Linked DNA regions of Mus musculus: region 2 is linked to region 1. Evidence: chromatin loops called from intact Hi-C (ENCODE). Cell type or tissue: heart. All regions are shown on one strand.

Evidence for each region. Hi-C counts contacts between places; a loop is a spot of excess contacts. Peaks named below come from ENCODE experiments on the same cell type or tissue, not always from the same donor. Only the 100,000 strongest peaks of a DNase experiment are listed, where the experiment ranks them.
Region 2: a loop joins it to region 1, with 3 times the contacts of the local background. A loop is called at or near these places in 5 of 42 quality-filtered maps.

What each region holds. Positions count from the first base shown.
Region 1 is chr3:104,315,850-104,323,849 of GRCm38, reverse strand. No RefSeq gene overlaps it. Among named protein-coding and RNA genes, the nearest start is that of Gm5546, 40 kb to the left of the region's middle. In heart, no CTCF peak of the experiment used is centred here; DNase peaks (open chromatin) are centred at 3,219 and 4,759; H3K4me3 peaks cover 945 bases; H3K27ac peaks cover 4,077 bases.
Region 2 is chr3:104,371,045-104,379,044 of GRCm38, reverse strand. No RefSeq gene overlaps it. Among named protein-coding and RNA genes, the nearest start is that of Gm5546, 15 kb to the right of the region's middle. In heart, no CTCF peak of the experiment used is centred here; DNase peaks (open chromatin) are centred at 4,964 and 6,464; H3K27ac peaks cover 6,292 bases.

The DNA.
Region 1 (8,000 bases):
TTTCCGTTCTGGCTGAAGAGTCCCCCTGGCTGTCCAACTCCATCCTCAGGCTCTTCGCATCTTCCCTTCTAATTCCTTTGTCAATACTGTGGATAAGACTCCATCTCCTCAAGCATGGATTGTTCAATAGCTTCCTAATTTGTTTTTCTACCTTTGATCCATTTCAATACCATCTAATTAATCCTGAAATACCATTTCTACAGTTCTTCCTGTATCAAAAATGTTCAGTTGTTTGTGGGGCCATGCCCATGTTCTGACTCTTGGTCCCATGCTTCTGCCCAGCCCTGTCTCAGCCTTGCATGTATCGTAGGTTTTCTGCCTTTGGACTTCAGCTATATAGTAAGCCTCTCTTTTTCCTTCACGTCCTTCTTCTATTCCCCTTAGTGAATGACAACTCTCCAAGATCAAGGCCAATTCCTCCTCCTTGATTCTCTAAACCAGAGCATTTGTCCTTTTAAGTCAGCGAGACTGGAACATCAGCAGCCTCTGGCTAATATCCCACTTATCTTGCTAATTATTCACAAATAATATGCTATCTTATCTCACCTTTCTGGCAGGAGCGGTGAATAGAAAATTGGCCTTATATTTCTTTCTCTCCAACACACCACCTCATATCTACTGTAACACTGAGATGATCAAGGTATGTGAATGAGCCCACAGACTAATGGTATAGGTCACTATGCAAACAAATCATCACAATTGGATATTAAACAATCTATGCTTGTCCAGAACAAGGAAGGCCTTCTTAGAAGACATGTTAAAAATAGCTCTCTGGACAGAGAAGGTGGTCAGTACTGAGAATGCCATGTCCAAAGGCCGAAAGGCACATGTGCTATGTGTGAGGTGTGTGGATGAGCAACACATGTGACTAAGAACCAGAATAGGCTGGAAAGACAGGCAGAGTTAAGGTTCTAAAGACCTGGTCATGCAGAAGAGATGGGAATTGATCCTATAAGACAGGTAGGAATCCACAAGTGTGGGGGTGGGAAGGGGAGCTGTAAGAGGTCATGACCTAGGTTTAGATTTTAGAAATTTAACCAGGGGACTGGAGAGATGACTCAGCAATTAAGAAAGCATGCTGTTCTTGCCAACGACTGACATTTACATCCCAGCACACAAGTCAGGTGGTCTACGGCTGCCTATAATTCTAACTCTAGAGGGTCAGATGTCCTCTTCTGGCCTCTGTGGACACCTGCATGCACACAGAGACCCATGATGGGGGGAGGAGGAGGAGGAGGAGGAGGAGGAGGAGGGGAGAGGGATATGGGGAAGAGGAGGGGGAGGAGAGGGAGGGGGAGGACAGAGGGAGGAGGAGAGCTCTGACAGTAGCATGTAAGTAAATTGTATTTGGAGGCAGAAGGAGACTTGCCGAGAGATGTTGAGGGTGTGGACAAAAGTTAGGATAATGGGGACAGAAAGGGCTGTTGTTTTTGATATGTTAAGAAGGGGAATAAACACTTGGATATGGTACATATCTGGATATGGTGAATGAGGACAAGGATAGAGGATCAGTTTCATTATAGTTACTATTATTTGCAGTTTGGGGGATGGAGCTCAGGGCATGCTGCACAGGTATTCCACCAGTGAGCCACACCCAAACCTTAGGACTAGTCTATGTTGAGAGACCTCCTCTTCACCAAGGTTGAGAACGAGTGTGAAAGCCATTGCCACTGCTGTAGTCATTCTCTTTGAGTGGAGGGAGGAATGAGAAGAGTCACAGAGGTGATAATCCAGAAGCACTAACAAGGAGATGTTGCAAAGCAAGCAAGTACTTCTCTTGGGCATGTCTTGGTGCCCAGCACATGGTAGGTACTTAACAAATATTTGTGGAGGAAGAAGCCGATCATTCTGGCTAAGCGTGTAAATAAGACATTAAATATGTACACTCATGTGAAAAGCCATTTCCCAGTTTTTGTAATGAATACAATATACACTGGGGCTTCTAGTGATATGAGACTGTACAAAAGGCACGCTGAGATCTGCAGGTGTGGTGGTGCTAGGACTGGCTGGCAGATGCTCTACCTTCCCCGGAAGTCATCATCCAAGGAGCAGGATGAATAGGGAGCTTAAAACTGAGCCCTGCGGTGTGACCTTGATGTACGGTTTCGTAAACTGTGCACACAGCTGCTGGGTTTCTCTCAAAGATGCTGAAGACAATGGATTTCAAGGTCCTGTAAGTGTTGACTCCACATGACTATTTTTAATGAGGTGTATAGCTTTTTTATTCATTTGGATTTCTTTTTACCTATATGATAAATCATAGCCTAGGTTGTGTAATCCTTTCCCAACGTCTTATAAACAACTTTCCCATTAATCCCATGGGTAAAGGGTACAGGCAGGAGAAGAAAGAGAAGGGAGAAAAAGAAACTCAATAGGAGACTTTAAAAAGTGATGATTCACCCAGCAGATTCCTGGTCTTTCAGCTTTCCTCAGCAGAAATGAGTGATGTCCTGGGACATGGAATTTTAAACATTAGTGGACATGTTTCAGTAGTCCAGTACAAAGCCATTAATTTCTTTGGCACTTTCAGTACTGCCTTGCTGTTAAGTGTTCCCAGTATGTTCAAGTTAATAGAAAATTTGCAAGCCAAGGATATTTTATGCCTGCATAACTCTAGTTAAAAGCAGTATTGGTCAATATTTAGAAAAGGTATGGACTATGTTTACACAGGTCCGATGCTTCAAAGATGATAATGTTCTTTTCCAACTATAATTGCTTTTTCTGTTCCTAGATTCCAATCTCTATGGTGATATCACACTCAAGGGTCCATTTCTACATGTAAATGGCATGTGATGAAATTGTATACATTTGCCTTTTATGCAGAAAAGAAAGAAAATAATGTGAGCACTCAATGCATTTCACTGCATTGACGATGACCAGGACAAACCATTTGTCTGGTAGAATATTATAACCTCACTCTCTTAAAATCAGAACTACAGGCTGAAGATAGATGCTCTCTTCTAGTAATGTCTCCCATTTTTACAGATGAGAAATCCATTAAGAGATGACCCCCACTGCTCTCCTGATAGCAAGTGACAGAAAGCAATTGACTTAAGCAACAATGGAATGTGTTGGTCTATGGAAACAAAACATCTGAGGGGTAAGCATGGTTTCAGATGAGGCTGATTTCATAGCTCAAATTCCACCTTACGTGGCCATCTTCCACCACTGTCTTGGCTTCCATCCCAGAATCTAAGTGCACAGAGCCCAACATGATGGCGCCAGCCCCAGCCTCCTACAGACCCACGTTTAACAGCATTCCATTGGTTCTAGTAGGGTCCTGTGACCCTCGTTAGTGAATGTCAGTGGCTCACAGTGGCTTAATGATGGTCACATGCCAACCACAGGACCCAGTTTCCATCCAAGCATCAGGGTGTGAAGAGAGGAGGGTTGTTGCCATAAGAAGAAAGAATAAATCTTAAAAACCAACAGTGGCCTTGCTACTTTAGGTGGTATTTAAGATTTTTAAATATTCTTATTCATGATGGGGAGTCTTCCTGTATCTCAGGAATTCCCCCATGGAGGGGGGGGGTTAGTTTGTGATTGTTTGAGGAAGCAGAATGAAGCCAAAGTGTTCCCCCATTTCTCTCTCTCTCTCTCTCTCTCTCTCTCTCTCTCTCTCTCGTCCATTATCCTCTTTGTCATCCCCAGCATTAGTTCAAATCTCTGCGGTGTCTCTCCTCTAGAACAAAATATTTAACAAATAGTTCTTCTAGATCTCTGTGAGGAGTGTTTAATGGAATGTGGGTTTCCCAATTGGATCCTGAACATTTCAGTTTATCTCTCTACATCCCTCGTATATTACACTGGCAATTTTGGTGACCTTAATTTGAGAACCTGACCTCCTTCCAAGGAGTTTGCATTGTTTGTTTATTTAGTGAAGTTGACTATTCATAGTTATTTGTTACCTGCCTGGTGGGCCAGAACCACAGAGAAATCGGAGTCTCTCTGCTTTGAGTGTGTCTATTCCTCTTGTTTCTCATTATTTTTTTAAGCTTCTCCAGAGTCTTTCAAAGTCCATTCCCCACCCACTTCCTTGTTATAGGTTAGCAGCCATTTCCCTTAACTGCATCTCTAGAATCTATTCAGCCACTTAGCGACATCCATTCACCAGGTGAAAATCGGCATTCTTCAATAACTACTGAGTATGCCTGTGTGACTGTGCATGCTAAGTATCAAGACGAGGGATTGGCACTGTGATATGCAGAGTGGTGTCAGGAAGTTATTCCCAGGAGTGGAGCACATTCCTGCTGCCAGCTAATCTCTCTCTTGCTATTCAGAGACTCTCACTTTGTTTAGCTGACGGTTCTGCTACACTTCTCAAAAATTTCACAGGCAGAGCTTCTATTCTGGATTATCCAAAATCAACTAAAAGGAAAAGGGGGAGGGCCACAGGCGTGGGTCTCTCTGGACTTTCCACAAACAGATCTCCATGTCTTATCATGCGACAAAAGCTTCTTCTAGAAGCATAAACAGGAGGGCAGAAATAACTGCTACTGTATCTATAAAATTTAAGTTTATCTGTTATCTGCTTTGACAAACCCCTCCAGCACTTGGTAGCTAAGAACAACAGCCGTTTTATCAGTTCATTATTCTGCAGGTCAGCAGCGAGGGCTAGATGCAGCTGGACATTCGGGGGCTGGTTTCATCAGAGCCATTCATGCGGCTGCAGGCAGCTGGCAACTCAGACGGGGCTGGAAGCCTACAATGCCTTTGCTCGTGTGGATGGGGGTTGGGGTGAGGGGGTTCTGGCTGGTGTCTAGGTTGTTCTCTCCAGCAGGCTGGCTTGTGTTTCTTCACCTACTGCCAGAAAGTTCTCAACAACAAGAACGAGTCAAGCTCAATTGGCAAGTCCGTGTCCAGCCCCTGCTTCTGTCAAATTTGATAATGATCCCATAGGCCAACTCAAGTGGCCAAGTCCAGAGCCAAGGTGGGAGGGAACAGCTCAAATATGTGAGGGTGGGAGACAGGATCTATTTGGGACTGTTACTGTTTTTTAAAAATCCATCATATATATTAAACACCAATATCCTTTCTTTTCTGAAAACAAGATCTACCAGGGAAGATTTAAGGGCAAACCTATTACCAGGAAGAAGACCTGTCAGAGAATTGTAGACACAGAGCAGAGACGTAACCTTTTTATAGACTTATTAGTGCCAAGAGAGCACTGTCTATGTGTTGAGGTATTACCCCAATTATAAAATCAAACCCACTGTAAAAATAGGAGTGTAGAGTTAGACAGGAGCAAGCCGCTCTGGTGTGCACAGTAGGGTGACTGTGCACAGTAGGGTGACTGCAGATAACAGCAATGCATAGTGTATTTCAAAGAGCTGGCAGAGAGAGTTTTGAATGTTTTCACCATAAATGTTAGGTGAGTAGACTGAAGTGTTTGCCCTCATTTAAACACTACACAACTCATATGTCTCAAAATGTTGTGTGGTACTCCATACATATATAAAGCTTACGTTTTTATGTGTCAGTTAAAATACTTGTGCATTAAAAAAAATAGAAGCCAATATGTACATAGACCTACCTAGATATTTAATATACAACTTCAATTAGGACTCTTCTGAAGGACTTAGGATACGAAGGGAGCAAGACGTATTGGCTTCAGTTAGTTCAATGGGTCATCCCAGCCCTAGAGTAGAGAGAATGCTAACAAGATGGTTCTCGTAAGTAACATTTCTAAATCACAGTTTTCAGCTCCTGGCTTAAGATTTGGACCACTCTGTGAGGTGGGTAGTAAATCTTATCTCCATCTTACAAACATGGACATTGAGGTTTAAAACACTTAGCTGGCTAGAGTTCACGTTGCTAATACAGAGGGCTGGGGTCTTGAACTCTGTCTACAGAGCCCCAGAGATTGTCTCCATCTTGAAATTTTTTTTCAACTGCTTTGGACAAAACAGTGATGCCCATGCTTTGCTGTTTCTGTCTAGCCAAGCACTCTCTGAGTGCACTAGAGTACTAATTCTCTCAGAAGGTTTTCTTCTGGAAGCCTCCTTAACATGGAGTCCTGAAAAGGCAGCTTCCATTGTTGTGACAGCGTGAGAGTTGATAATGAGGTTCATTACTTCCTCAGGGAGCTCTGGGACCCTTTCCCAGGAGTAACTCTGGCAAATCCTTTGCATGTACATTGCTGCTGCCGTTGTGTGAGAAAAGTCACACGTCTTTCTGTCTTTACCCAGCACTAAGGCGTTCCTTATGCTTCTCAGTGAAGCAGCTGCTGAACTCAGCCTATCTGAGTTTGATGATGTAAGCAATCCTTCATGCAGCACCTACCCATCAAACAGTAGATCTGAAGATCAGAGCTTTAGAAGGACTGACTACCTTCCCACAGGACGTATAACTGAATTAGACCCCAGTTAGTGGTAACTTGAATGTGATCGAGAATGAGAAATGCTATCCTGAAATGAGTCTGTTTTTCCTAAAAGCTAAAGGTAAATGGAGCACTTGTACTTTGGTGTGGTCCTGCCTTTCAGGACACTTGCCCTCTGACATACATAAACCCCTCTGAGACAGGGTCCAGTTCTGTAGCTCAGGCTGCTCTCCTGCCTCAGCCCTAAAGGCACTGGTATTATTTGCATGAGCTACCCTGCCCAGCTTTGCTCTCCACCCCAATGCCCTCAACCCTGGCTCATCTGGGTGGGGGTGAGGTGAGGAGTGGTCTTCCCTCCCACCTTATCTGGGCCTGGCAGCTGATGGACCTCAGTCTTCATTCTTTAATCTTCACTCCTCACACTCTGGACATCATCCAGATTTTAAATTTATTTTTTTGTGAAATGTAGCCCTACAGATTGTAGCTTTTTGGGTTTTTGTTTGTTTGTTTGTTTGTTTTCCTTTGTTTTCTTTTCTTTTACTTGCTCTCTTTCCCTCCCTTCAGGTGGCTTTAAACTCAATGTGTAGCCAAGAATGGCCTTGACCTTCTGACCTTCCTACCTCCGGAGTGCCGGTATCACTGTGTTCCTCCATGCCTGTTTCCTGTTGAGAACTGAACCCAGAGCTTTTCCTGTGCTTGGCAAGCACTCTACTAAATGAGTTACACCCTCCCTCATACCCATATATATTTTAAAAGCTATTGTCCAGCCATATACATTTTGGCAATAATAATAAACCATAGCACACGTCAGACGATTGTCCTTATACCTGTCTTTGTAGGGAGATGAATTTAGCAGGAAAAAAGTTGGTGTTTAGCTAATTTTGAAGAAGAATAAATGCATTAGATGGTATTCAGAAAAGCTCAATTTGCATAACATATAAACTGCATAGAATTGTAATGCAGAAAACCCAGAGCTTTCCAATGGTGAATGGGTCTAATTTATAGCTATTTCTGGGGACTGAAACATTCTGAAGCAATAACTGGAAGATTTGGTTTCTATCTGACAATTTGTACAAAGAGAAATTAGATTATGGAGTGTGTTTTTTAGTAACCCCCTTGACTAATAAATTGTAATTTAAAGAACAGAATGCACGCTTTCCTCTAGCTCTGCACTGAAATTGTACACACATCATCTGCCTTAATTTCTAAGCTCTGAGCTCATATTTATGTACTTGGGAAATTTGCTGTTCTCAGAGTGGAAGGAATCCTAGAAAAATTAATTATTTAATGAGTTTCAATATTCAAATTTGTGGCTCTTCGCCTAGAATGTAAATTTGGAGGCACATTTAAAATTTAACCAGAGTTCAGTGCAAATTAATATCCACATGGGCTGTGTGCAGCCAGATGAAAAGGAGAAGGAAAGAAAGTCTTCAAAGAAAATAGGACAGAGGCCTAGTCCACTGTGAAGCTTGTTGTTCTGATGCCTTGATGAGGTGCCCAGCAGGAAGGGCGCTCAGAGGCTGATCCAGGATGAGCCTTTCAAGTGCGGCTCAGAAAAGAAACTGGGGAAGGAGGTATGTGGAACGCCATCCAAGTCAGATTCACTGAGCATCTTAGGAATGTTTTTAAGAGTGTGAAGATGAAATGGACGCCCATGTTGGCATCAAGAAACTGTCCAGTC
Region 2 (8,000 bases), 55 kb before region 1:
GGGGTGAAGATAAAAGTCCCCTCCTGCCCATCCTGGCCTTCATGGAGGCAATCCCAATTTAGAGTTGCTTTACATATCCTTACAGAGAAAAGGACTTTAAAAAAAAAGAAGAAAAGAAAAATATGGGGAGAAAGCAAACTGAATACCAGGAAATCCCTGTTTTGTGATCTTTAGAAAAGGAGCCGAGAGGAACCCGCCTCAGCCCAAGATCCTCTGAGGCAGGGAGGGGAAGGCTGGGGAGGAAGGGGAGAGAGGGAATGAATTTTGTGTTATTGTGAAAAATATGCCAGGGTCTCTTAATTTAGACACATTATTCTATCCTCAAGGAGAGAACTTTTGGTACCAAAAGTAGATTTGAAAAAGCATGAACAGTTCCCTGTCCCTGTGAGTCACCGCACCAGTGCCCGGAGACTCTGACTTCTTGGGCTTTATAATAAAAATTAACAATTTAGCTATACAGAGTGGGGGTGTGGGGGGAGGAGAGGAACAAGGATTTCTAGGCCTCTGTTTGAGGTAACTGATTCTGGGAAGTGTTCTGCCATCGAAACAAACCCAGGCTCTCCTTGTCTTATGAAAACACAAAGATTTGCATTAAAAAAAAAAAGTTCACATCACATCTGTGCATGTGACATCTGTGCATGTGACTGTATTGTCCTTGGAGGCCAGAGAGAGGTTTCAGTCCCCTGGCGCTGCAGTTAAAGGCAATTGTGAGCTGCTGATTTGGTGTTGGAATTTGAACCCAGGTTCTTAGAGCAACATACTATTCCCATGGCTGCGTCCTAGCTCCAGACCCATGGTGAAAGAAATTGATTAAGCATTTGTGGGGTCTGTTATCCACTTAAAGAAACATACCGCATCTTGAAGGAAGGCTTTTCTGTGAGTTACTCAGACTCCTTCTTTAAATCAGATGAGCGAATTCAAAGCACTTTAGTTTGCCACAAGATTGTCTGAGATTTCTGCACTTAAACCGTGACATTTTGTTAAGAGGGACTACCGGATGGAAAAGAGGGAGGAGGTCCCATTATACGGTGAGCTGTACCATAGGAGATCATTTTTCTTATAATGTTCTTGGGGAGTGTTTTTAATATACTCAAGAACCTTGAAAGATTGTAGGAGACAGAAAATGATTTACCGGAAATGTCATCAATAACTTTGTCTTGAGCATTAGGCAAAGCCAGCCAAGGAACCAAGGGTGTGTATGGGGGTGGTGGTGGGGGGCGGGGAGCTGTTCAATACATTTTTGTTTTTACCAGGAGCAACATCCTGACGGGAAAAAAAAAAAAAGATTTGCAGCAGAAAACCCACCAATTGCTCCATGGTTAAAGATCTGGTGGATTTTACCTCAGAAATTCTGAGGCAAATGGACTCCTTTCCACCTGATACGGCTTTTCTAGTTATTAGTATTTGTTACAAAGACTCAAGCTTCGAGAGTCCACCCAGCTCCTCTGAGTCTGAAAGGAGTAGTATCTGGCTGCCACTGCGTGGTTGTGGCGCTGGCGGAAGGAGTGGGGAAGCGTGTATGTGTGCATATGTTGGGGGTGGGAGGTGGGGGGGGTATCACTCTTCTGGGGCCAAAGGGGACACATAGGAGTCATGCCCCCTTCTGAGAGAAACTGGAGTACGCCAGGACCTGTCCCTTCTGAAGATTCAACTCACCCTGTTGCTTCTACTCTTTTTTTTTAGTTAGATATTTTCTTTATTTACATTTCAAATGTTATCCCCTTTGTTTCCCCTCTGAAAAAAACCCCCATCCCATTGCCTCTCCCCCTGCTCACCAACCCACCCACACCCGCTTCCTGGCCCTGGCATTCCCCTACACTAGGGCATAGAACCTTCACAGGACCGGGCCTCTCCTCCCATTGATGTCCCACAAGGTCATCCTCTGCTACATAAGCAGCTGGAGCCATGGGTCCCTCCTGTGTACTCTTTGGTTGGTGATTTGGTCCCTGGGAGCTCTGTTTGGTTTATACTGTTGTTCCTCCTATGGGGCTGCAGACCCTTTCAGCTCCTTGGGTCCTTTCTCTAGCTCCTTGGGGCCTTTCTCTAGCTCCTTGGGTCCTTTCTCTAGCTCCTCCCTTAGGGACCCATCGCTTCTTCTTTTAAACATGTCTTCTCCCTCCCCTTTACCCTGTTTTGAGGAGTTTTTTTCCGTCGCCCTTTCTAGTGCCCTGGAGAAGGTCACCGTAAAGTAGTTCCTGTCTGTGAAGGAGATAAGAGACTCCTTGATCTAAAGAGATGTGAGAGAATCCAGACAAGGTTAAATTTAGTGATGAAACGGAGTGGCTTGTCCGTTAAATAGTGGTTCTGGGACCAGACCACTGCTGTGGTCTCTGTTCTGCCGCCTGTCAGCTTTGGACTCAGAAGGTCCCTAGTCCCCTTTCCCCACGAGAATCTGGAGGCCAGCCCTGCCCTGCTGCAAAAGGGATGGTAAAGATTAAGTTACAGAGGCTGAGGACCGAGCTCATGGAGCTCAACACAGGCAAAGCTCTGGGTTAGATCCCTAAGCAAAACAAACACCCACACAGGCCCCTTCTCACAAGCACACTTAGGGTGAAAGGGGTCACTGTTGGGTCTCCGGGTAGCACCCCAGAGACAGTGCCAGTTGGAGATCAGAGACCCAGCCACACGTGTTCAAGCTACGAGAAGAAGAATCTTCTGGAATCTCAGTGCCCTGTAAACAGCCCCCCTAAGCCCCCGTAAGATTTTGTTACATACAGTTGGTTACCAGAGTCTTTCAGACATGGATGTTTCCAGAAGGAACCCAGATAGCTGCAAGTCAGATTGGTACTAGACTGAGGGCAGTTCCAGGAGAGATGCCACTAATTAAAAATCTAATGTGATTACCTGCATCGAAGGGGGCTTAGAGTTCTGACATTGTACGGGAGGAATTAATAATAGGTAAATTGCAAAGCAAATTAAATGATGCAGTTTTTATATCTAAGGGGAACAATGTTAGCCAAAGATGGAAATGCTAGCCTATCATACTGTTTGACTCGGCTGTGTACTATATTTTGATTTCATAAGTAAAAACAATTTTTGAAATGAGTGTAGATTTTACACGTTTCTTATTTTGAAGTTTATTTTGAAATGAGTTTAGATTCACAGGAAGTTGCAAAGAGGATGCAAGAAATGCGATGGTTCTATGTCTCCTGACCCCTCCCCCGTGGCTATATTGCACAGTGACAACGCAGAATGGAGTAGAAAACTGACATCTTACAAGATGGGCACACGCTTTTCTCCCTTATGGCATGTGCAGGGTCCTGCGCCCACCATGGCAAGGAAGTTTCCAAGTTATTTCAAAGACAGCTTGTCCTCTCTGCTACCATCTAAAGCCATACGTTTCCCTCCCATCATTCCTAATGTTGCCCTGGCAACCACTAATCTGGGCTTCATCTCTAATTTTGTCATTTTAAGAACGTTATATAAATGAATTTAAATATGCAGTGGACCTTTGCTCCGACGTGACATCTTAGCTAAAATGTTGAGGAGTGACTGATGTGGCTCTCGGAGGCTGACTTTCTTCACTGAAATGTACGGCCATTTAGTTCTGTCTAGCTAGTGCCTGCTCCTTTTTATTGTCGGGTAATATTCCAAAGAAATACTGTGCCAAACAAAAATCGTGATACCTACGACCAGAACCAAATTAGTAGCTATAATAAAGCAACAGTGAACAATGAATGAGTCCTTAAAATGCATTGTATATGGCACCCAGTGCTTTTTCCAGCTCGTCTCATTTGATCCTCATTAGCAACAGCTATTTGTTTGCTTGTTTATTTGCTCCTGAGTGCTGGGATTACAGGCATGGGTCTACATGGTTCCTTTTGACTTTCACTTTACAGTGGAGGAAAGGAAGGCTTGGATATGTGAAGCCACCTTCTCACGACTGTGCAGCCACTAGGTTCCCTTGCCCCACAGTTTGAGCATTTGATCTGAGTGCAGAGAGGAGATGGTACCCCATTTCATCCCTAGGTCTTACAGGGGAAGAAGAAGCCCCTGGCTGTGTCCCATATGAGAACTGTCTGCTCCCTACAGGCCACACTACGCCATCATGTGGAGTCCCTCTTTTGAATTAAGTGCTTCCCATCAAAGACTCCTGACAATCTTGGAAACTCAGCTTCTAGTGTGGAGCTACTAAAATGAGATTTACCTTTGTGCAGATTGACACTGACTTACAAATGGCCTCTTGCTTTTACCAACCAAAGCTTTAAGGATCCTCTGTGAAGCAGAGACCATTACAAGGATGTAAAAGACAATATAAAGATTTAATATGTACAGAAATCCAGAAGTCAAACTCAGAGCCAATTTTGAGAAAGATGCCTTTAGGCTCTAAATCTGCAAGTAGTTTTTAAAAGCTTTCCACTATTCTCATGGTTATAAAGGAACAACTGACTGTTCTGACAATAGGTTAAATTAATTTACAGACTCACCCAAACCAGACAAAGAGTAAAGTGAGCAGATTCTTAATAAAAGTCTAATAAGAGTTTCCAGATGAAGAACGTTTTGTCTGTGGTGTGTGCGGCTGTGTGTCTGTGTACGCATGCGTGTATGCATGTACGTTCATAAAGCTGGGAATCAAACCCAGAGGCCCCTCCCCCCACTTTTTTTTTCAGAGTTATTCAGGCTGGCCTTGGCCTCACCGTGCACCCCAGGCTAATCCTCCTGCCTCAGCCTTCTGTTAGGATTATAGGTATGCACTACCACGTATGCCTGAGAAAGGACGTTTGGGACTACATGTGCACTTAAAGAGGACTTCTAAGCCCCGTCTTCCTCCTGGTGTTGTTTGGGGACTGTCTTAGTTACAGATGACCGTGGTGTTGCCTTGCTTGGATCCCATGCATCTTCTGTGCTGAGCAGATTGTAGGTAATTGTAGCAAGCACGAAGAAACTGTGCTGTGTGGTGCCAGGGCTCGCCTTGGAAACAGCTCCACCAATAACTGCCTTGAGCCTCTTGTCAAACAAGTGATGACAGCCTAGTCCCGCCCACGATCCTCCAGGCAAGCCTACTGGGTGCCTTTTAGGAAATAAGTGAAGATAAGGACCGCCATTCAGCCTACAGAGTGCTTGCATGCTGTGCAGGATCTCCTTTAACCTTTCCACGGCTGCTGTGGAAGTGGGATGAGCTTAACCCTGGGGACATGGAGAAGGAGCTCCGATGACAAGCACCTGGGCCTCAGCACCCCAGCCCCTACCTACCCTCCCACCCCCCACCCCCCCACCCCCACCCCCCCACCCCGCCAGGACTGGTGCTGGGCAAGCTGGGCAAGTTGATTTTTTTTGTGAACTGGACTTCAGTGTCACAAAATGGCTACTGAAAGAAGGTCCCCTTTGGAGAAGCTTTACAGATCATCCATGGGTGGGGGAATGAGACAAATGACGTCATGTTCCCACTGAAGAACCACCAGGCATCCAGCATCAGCGGCTTGTGATGTTATGGGAGACTCAACCACACCTTAGGTACTTCCAACCCCACCAACAAAAGTAGACCGTGTTTATTTGAACCTGATGGAGGTGCTAGACCTTACTACCACAAACAGGGACATGGCAAGTCACTGAAGCGTAGACGTGATGAGCACAGTCCAGATTGGGGGATTTCACAGGGCAATCTAATTTATATACAGAAAAAAAAATTCAAGGAAAAGAAGATTTCAAAAGAAGATTTGAAAGAGGGGTGTTTAAATTAGAAGACAATGGAAAGAGATGCTAACCAACAGCAATTGGTGAATTTGATTTGGCTGCGGATGCAAACAAGCAAACCACTTTTTTTTATTGATTCTTTGTGAATTTCACACCATGCACCCTAATCCCACTAATCTCCCCATCCCTCCATATCCACCCTCTGTCCTTGCAACTCCTCCCCAAAAGAAAACAAATAAATAAATCTTGTCTGGGAGGCTGTAGTGTGTCATACAGTATACCATTTGCCCGGCTTTTCTTGCAGATGCCTCTAACCAAACCAATGACTCACTGTAAAGAACATTTGCAAACCTCATTTTAAAGGCTCCTGTAATGTGCCATCTTCTCAAACTGCCACCATCCTAATTGTATCAGCTGTGAAACAACCACCCAACTTGTGAACTGTTGGCACCTCCTCTTAGAAGATGGGGGTGGGAAGAGTCATTGCCCCTCACCTGAGTATCCAGCTACTCAACGCATTTGCACACAATTCTGTCCTAACTGCAGCTGACCTTAAGAGTCTCGAGGAAGACTATGAAGGGAGGTGATAACTCCACGCATGTGCAGTGAGGAAGCCATCATCCATACTAGGTGAAGGCCTTCAGGTGTCACTGTTTTGGAGTCATCCATACTCTGTAAATAAGCCCAATAAACTCATTGGCTCCCCAGGAAGCCTAAGGGTGAAATCATACTTTGGTTTGTCCTTATGTCCTTGGGGGGGAAGAGGGTAAATATTATTCCTATCTCCTTCAGGCAAGGAATTTTGAGAGCACTCTTTACCAGGCATCTGGGGAATGTGAGAGGTGATGAAGTGTCTGAAGTGCCTGAGTGGCTTTCTGGGCAGTGACCGACATGATCAAGGTTACAATTTTGCAAAGAGTCCTTTGAGATCCATGCTGAAATTCAAATAGTGGGCATGCCAACTAGGGTTTACTTCAGAGTGGCCCATGGGATCAGGAAAGTGTGCATGGGTCCAAGGTAAACGGGATGGAGCATTAATTGGCCATCATTGAAGTCTGATAGATACAAGGAATGTGTGTGTGTGTGTGTGTGTGTGTGTGTGAGAGAGAGAGAGAGAGAGAGAGAGAGAGAAAGAGAGAGAGAGAGAGAGATCCATGCATGTGAGTGTGTGGGTTCATACACACAAGCACATGCACATGTTGGAGGTCAAATTTTACTCTTGCCTATTTGCCTTGAGACAGGCTCTCTCACTGAATCTGAAGCTTGCCCTTGACGGATCAAGCATCTTCCAGGATCCACCTCTCTCTGCTTTACTGTGCTGGGGTTACAGAAATGCACAGCAAGCCTGCCTTTTTTATGTGTATGTTGTAGATTTAAATTCAGATTTTCATGTTTGCACGTTACGTGCTCTTACTGAATCATCTCTCTAGCCCTGTTTTCTCTTAGACATGTTGGAAATATTCCATTAGAAGGAAAAAAAGCTGGCTGTGGTGGCATATGCCTGTAGTGCAGGTAGTTTACACTCAGGAGTATGAGACCTGGGCAATGCAGTAAGATGCCCTTATCTCAACCAACCAATCTCAGAATGAGCAGTCATGACTTTACAAGAAATAAGAGAAGTCCCCAGGAAAATGCATTGTCCAGGCTTCAAAGAGGCAGTTCACCCAACAGGGTTAGGTGGTGCTGATGGGTAGAATAGCCCAGTACTGAGGATGCTGCCATGAGTCTCTTCAGAAGGGCCCACTTCTACCCCCACCGTTCTTCAGCATGTGTTGCTGGCCACCCAGGACTGTCCCAGGAATTCCCGAGTCCCTTTACTTCTTGGCTCATTTCTGTGCTACCCTAGAACTTTTAATAGCTCCTCTAAAAGAGACCTTTCAAAGTCCCTGTGACAGATAGGCAGGTGGGTTACACTGTGTACTGTGGTTTTGTGTGTCAACTTGATACTAGCTGGAGTTATCACAGAGAAAGGAGCCTTTGTTAAGGAAATGTCTCCATGAGATCCAGCTGTAAAGTATTTTCTCAATTAGTGATCCGGGGGGTGTTGGGGAAGATCCAGCCCATTGTTAGTGGTGCCATTACTGGGCTGGTGGTCCTGGGTTCTATAAGAAAGCAAGCTGAGCAAGGGAGGGGAAGCAATCCAGTAAGCAGTACTCGTCCATGGCCTCTGCACCAGCTACTGCCTACAGGTTCCTACCCTGTGTGAGTTCCAGTCCTGACTTCCTTTGGTGATGAACAGCAATGTGGAAGTGTAAGCTGAATAAACCCTTTCCTCTTCAACTTGCCTCTTGGTTGTGGTGTTTCACTGCAGCAATAGAAACCCTGACTAAGACAAATTGGTACCAGGGTAGGGTATTCGTATAACA